Linked DNA regions of Homo sapiens: region 2 is linked to region 1. Evidence: chromatin loops called from intact Hi-C (ENCODE). Cell type or tissue: Calu3. All regions are shown on one strand. Links, peaks and the distances in the headings refer to the core of each region. The heading gives the core; the rest is flanking DNA. Region 1 holds the start of LOC107986854 (a long non-coding RNA gene). Region 2 has its middle 72 kb from the start of SLC37A3.

Region 1 (2,908 bases), core at 166-2,665:
GATCTGGCGGTGGACGTGCAGGGCAGCGGGCCCGCGCCCACCAGCTGTGGCAAGTTTCTAGTAAGAGAGGGATAGAGACAGGCGGAGACCGCTGGGGAGTTTCCCGGTGCTCAGCCATCGCATAGGGGGGAACGGACCCTTTTGTGGGCCCTCGGGTCCCCCCGTGGTCCCCGCTGGCGCGCTCGTCCTCTGCCACCCCCAGATCTCTGCGCACTCCCCACTCCTGGGCGTTCGCACTGCCCCCCGGCGCACTCTCGCCGCCCCGGGGTCCGAAGCACCGCGCACTCCACCCCGCGACGCGCGCATCCCTCGACCCTCGCGCGTCCACACCGCCGCTGCGCCTCGCGCCCCCGCACCCCCGCAACCCCACACCACGCCGGCCGGGCGGGGCCGGATGCGCAGACGTGCAGCACGTGCGCTGCGCAGCGATTGGCAGCGCCGCCCCCACGCCGCCCCGCCAGGGAAAGGGTGTCCCGTGCCCTGCCGCGGCTGCTGGTCCCGCGGGCGGGGGCTGTCGGGGCGCGCGGGCCGGGCCGTGGGGGTCGCCGCCCGAAGTGACCGGGGAACAATGACAGCCCGATGGGGAAGGGCGGCGGCTTCCCTAGAGGGCCGGTTCTCTGGCTCGGAGCTGGGGGGCGTGGGGGCCGTAGGTGTTGCTTCTGCGGAATGGAAATACTTTCTGTGAGTGGTGCGCACGTGTTTCCACTTTATTTGGTTGTCAACTGGGGCCCAGTGCACTTAAACCCAGCGTTATTCGGGACCGAGCCAGGAGATCACTGCACCCTTCAATCTGCGGGTGGGGGGAGGAGTTAGGAAGGGGACTGAGTGACAAAAGTGACAGAGGCGCAGCTCATGTGCGTGACCGGGGGAGTGATGCTCAGTTCTGGGTGGGGGACCAGAAAGATGTCCACTGCGGGACTGGGCGATGAAGGGGCGGATTTGAGTGGCGGCTACTGTTTCCCGGCCTGGGACGGCTGCCGGGCGGGCAGGATCTGCAGGCGCGCGGCCGGGACGCGCAGGGAGCGCGCAGGGAGCGCGCAGGGAGCAGTGGGGCTTCCCGGGCCGCTTCGGGGAGGTGGGCAGGAAAGGGCACGCAGCCCTAAGTGACTCTCGGCTGAGACTGCCTCTCCTCATCCCAGCAGTAGCCAGCCAATGAAAAATAGGCTCAGGGGGTTCCCGAGCCAATGGAAGCCCGCGGGCCGTGAGGACTTGCCACTAGAAACGTTTATGGTGTCCCGGCCCGGAGACTTCTGTGTGTTTGTTAGGCGGGGCGGGGGGCGTCTTCCCAGCAGCCCAGGACAGGTGTGTGCCCAGGCGGATTAGAGCGCCTGCTGTTGGTAAGGCCCCTGCCGTGGAGGGGGAAGGGAGGACAGGGGGAGGGCAGAGGTGAGGAATCTAGGAGCTGGCGAACGGTTTCTCCCGCTTTCTGTGTCCTGCGTCACTTTCCCTTCTGTAAACGGTGGTCTTCCCTTTGTGTCGTGTTTGATCGTTTCTAAATTGCTTTCCCATGCATTACTTTACCCAGCCATCACTGTAACCCACAAGATGGGTTTGATTACTCATTTTACCAGCAGGGGAAGTGAGGCTCAGGTAAGTTAAATCCTAGGCACATGGTGGCACAGCTGCTTAGTACAGGTTTGGGACTGGAACTCAGGTGCCCCGACGACAAATCCAGGGCTCTTTAACTACATCAAAGGAAGGAAACCAGGTCTGTTTTATGATCCTGGTGCCAAGGGCACACCCAGTGATTAAACTGAAATCCAGAAGGACCGGGTGAGTTTTATTTCCCCTTCAGTCATGCTCTTTCAGGTTGTCCCTTTGCAACACAGGTTTGCTCTGCTATTACACGCCATGCCTTAAGATTAAGAGAGTTCACTGACTGCCAGAAAAGCCAGAAGTAAAAAAACAGAATGTGTGTAGGGGCGGGCGGGTTACCCACTGTGCATTTCCTCCTTACCCACACCCTCAGGCCAACTCGAGACCCGTGGTCCTCTCTCATGTTGGTCCCCCACCTGCAGATACTGTTTCCTGTTCCATGGACTGGGCTCGGCCTGCCTAAAATAGGCTGCACCCAAGAAGCTTCTACCTCCACTACTGCCATTATCCCAGCCATGAGGAAATAAACAACTTCCTCCCCGTCCCCCCGCGGCTACATTTATTTATTTATTTATTTATTTATTTAATTTGAGTCTTGCTCTGTCACCCAGGCTGGAGTGTTGTAATCTTGGCTCACTGCAACCTCCTTCTCCCGGGTTCAAGCGATTCTCCTGCCTCAGGCTTCCAAGTAGCTGGGACTACAGGCGCCTGCCACCACACCAGGCTAATTTTTGTATGTTTAGTAGAGACGGGGTTTCACTATGTTGGCCAGGCTGGTCTCGAACTCCTGACCTCAGGTGATCCTCCCACCTCGGCCTCCCAACGTGCTGGGTTTACAGGCATGAACCACTGAGCCCGGCCAAGGCTACAACATTTTTAATAGGAGTGTTTCTCCTAGAGGATTTGTCAGTCGGGGCCTTGCTGTGTCTCTGCTATGGTGCCTGATGAAGTCTCTGGATCTTTTCAGCAAAGCAGATGATGCTCAGTGGTTCCCAGGGCTGAAAGCCCATCACAGTCATCTGTGAAGGCGTTTAAAAATACACATCACCGAGCGCATCTCTGGATTGGGATTCAGCAGGTCCAGGGCGCGTGTTATGTTTTTTGTTTTAAATACTCAAGTGATTTAGATGACTGGTCAGGTTTGAAACCACAGATATAAAATGACTTCCATCTGAAAAGTCTGAAATAACTCAAAGCTGAAATTGGAGGCTTTTTGGTCAGATGGGAACCTGTCATTCAGAGGTCCATCATGCCTAAGAATGTGAAGAATGACAACTCTTCATAAGAGGGTCCAAAAGGGAACGAAAACTCT
Region 2 (2,908 bases), core at 124-2,623, 95 kb after region 1:
GCCTCCCAAATAGCTGGGATTACAGGCGCCCGCCACCACGCCCAGCTAATTTTTGCATTTTTAGTAGAGACGGGGTTTTGCCATGTTGGTCAGGCTGGTCTCAAACTCCTGACCTCAAGCAATCCACCCGCCTCAGCCTCCCAAAGTGCTGGGATTACAGGCATGAGCCACCGCGCCTGGCCCTAAAAAGCTTTTCAAAGGGAAAGACGGAAGTTGTCTTCAAATATATTGAGTTAGCCCTTCAATGTAAATAAGGAAAAAACTGTATATTTTATATATTTTATATATATATACACACACATAAATATACATACACACACACACACGTATCTCAAGAGAAAATATACATTTGTGTTGCTTTTTCCTAGAACCAATGGAAGAAATCATGAGATCCCCAGTGAATAGGATAAAGACCGTTCTAACCATGGGAGCTCTCCAACAATGGAATGGCTTCCCCGGGAGAGCATGCTCTGGTCCTTGAAAGGGGACAGTTTCCGCGGACAGGTTAGTGGCCAGCTGGTAGAGACAACACAAAGGAATTCACACACGAGAGAGGGAGGAAGCCGACTGAGCTCTAAACTCAGTTCAAAGCTGGATTCCAGATGATGGAAGGAAGAGTTGCTGGAAAATAATGTGGTTTTCCATAGGTGGACTGTCCATTCGGAGAATCTGTTCAACATTGGTAGTAGAGGGATGACAGCTGTGAGAGGTGAAGGGGGTGACTGAAGGTCTCTCCTCCCTCCACTGACTCAATTCAGAGGTCTGGAGACATAAAGACTGAAGAAAAAGGTGGACAGAAGCTAATTTAAGGGAGTGAGATTTCGAGTGAAGTTAAGGACCCACGTCTTCTGAGACTTTAGCACAGGCTGAGTCAGGGATTTTGAGGCTGAACTGTCTCAGTGGACGATCTCCAGGTCCTCTGCATCTTCCAGTATAAGGGACTGGGAGGTTACCAGCGGAAATAGGAGGCCAGGGGAGGGAACCGAGGACTTACACAGAGGGGAAACAGAGAGAGAATAACTAGCCAGGAGGACATCTAAACAAACGGATATAAAGTGAGACTGAAATAAAGAGCGTGCAGCACTTTCCTTCAAACAAGTGCAGCAGGCAGTGTCTGGGACTTTGTCTCCCCCTGCTGAGCCAAGAGGTATGAATGGTCCGCCACGGGGAAAGGGTTTTCACAGGCCAAGAACTGCTTCTTTGGGAAGGAAAACATAACCAACGGTATAAAAATCTCCTTCTCTCTCACAACCACCACGACCCTGAAGCATTAAAGAAGCTGGTAGACAGTGACATGGCTGTGCCAAGACCAGATGCGTGTGGAAGGGGACAGCAAAGGGGACAGCACTGGGCACCCCATGGCCACTCTTGCCAAGATTTCTCTGAAAGCTTCTTCCCTTCACCACCAATCCAACCCCTTTATCCAGAGGCTGTGCCAATGGCCTCTCACGGATTGCAGAGCCTGGGGCTGGGAGGGTGGGGGCAGGAAGTTAGGGATCCTCCCTCAGGTCATGACACAGGCTTGCTTCTCAAAAGATCTGTTGGTCAGGCGCCGTGGTTCACGCCTATAATCTCAGCACTTTGGGAGGCTTAGGCAGGTGGATCACCTGCGGTCAGGAGTTTGAGACCAGCCTGGGCAACATGGTGAAACCCTGTTTTCTACTAAAAATACAAAAGTTAGCCGGGCATGGTGGCAGATGCCTGTAATCCCAGCTACTCTGGAGGCTGAGGCACAAGAATCGCTTGAACCCAGGAGGCAGAGGCTGCACTGAGCTGAGATTGCACCACTGCACCCCAGCCTGGGCAACGGAGCGAGATTCTGTCTCAAAAAAAAAAAAAATCTGTTAAGGAGGATTATGAGGCTCTACACTCTCTCCAAGAGCTTGTTCACAGAATAATCTCTTTTCGGAACCTGAGTAGAACCAATAAAAGTAAAACCCACTGGGGCGTGTGGGGAAGGAGCGCTCTCTGCCACCAGTACTTTGGTCACGACTGTTGCCCCTCGCAGCCCCGCCTTCCTGGCTCCAGAATGGTTGCTCTTTATTTTATAACCCTATTAACATCTTCATTCGTCATTCTAGGACACAGAGGCCAGTTACGTCTGCTATTTGTTAGGTACTATTTTTTAATGGAAATCAACTGCAGTGCTGTTAGGTTCCTGAGGCTTTCCATGGTGAGCCTAAGAAAACAAGCAAAATGCTAAATAAATAAACAAATGCACACACACAAAAAATATCTAGGAGTGTGGTACCCTAATGTCACTCTGTAGGGTGTGATAATAACTACTAAACAAGGTAAAGGCCTTTGAAGTCCTCAGATGAAAGGTTTTACCTAAATACAATTATCCCATTAAATCCAAAAGAACATTCCTGTCCAACAGGGTAGCCCTTTTATCTGTGTTTCTCTGCCAATGAATTTCTGAGATGACAGCTTCCTGTGCCACAGTGATAAAGGGGATTGAAAACAGTTTCAAACAATTTTGCTACTTTTTATTTAATTCCTGAAAGGACAAAAAGAAAAAAAAATTCCTTAAACAGAGGGCAAGAACAAGCAGTAAAAAGCTGACCAATGGCATTTTAGAAGCAACAATCTCATTCAAGGTTAATTCAACATTTGTTAGAAAGAGGGGTGCCCGAGCAGGGACCCAAGGCAGACCTGGGTCAGCCGGGCACGTGAAACAGTCACACCTCCGCTGACTGTGCAGACACAGAATTGGGGGAGAAACACCAAGGCAGCAGTTTATCAAGTGGATGGTGCAACTCTTAGACTCAAACAGAAGATGAGGGAAAAAGAGTAAAGAGGTGCTGTTTAGAAAGGCAAACCTAGGCCGGGTGCGGAGGCTCACACTTGTAATCCCAACACTTTGGGAGGCCAAGGTGGGTGGATCACCTGAGGTCAGGAGTTCAAG

Evidence for each region. Hi-C counts contacts between places; a loop is a spot of excess contacts. Peaks named below come from ENCODE experiments on the same cell type or tissue, not always from the same donor. Only the 100,000 strongest peaks of a DNase experiment are listed, where the experiment ranks them.
Region 2: it touches region 1 in a loop (4-fold over the local background); 10 of 110 quality-filtered maps call a loop at or near these places.

Annotation. Positions count from the first base shown.
Region 1 is chr7:140,230,285-140,233,192 of GRCh38, forward strand. LOC107986854 (a long non-coding RNA gene) reads left to right here and starts at 1,202. Exons shown (of 2, transcript XR_001745386.2): 1 at 1,202-1,337. RefSeq lists silencers at 249-408, 989-1,038, 1,089-1,138. In Calu3, for the core only: no CTCF peak of the experiment used is centred there; DNase peaks (open chromatin) are centred at 437 and 1,217.
Region 2 is chr7:140,325,318-140,328,225 of GRCh38, forward strand. No RefSeq gene overlaps it. Among named protein-coding and RNA genes, the nearest start is that of SLC37A3, 72 kb to the right of the region's middle. In Calu3, for the core only: a CTCF peak has its summit at 1,152; a DNase peak (open chromatin) is centred at 1,134.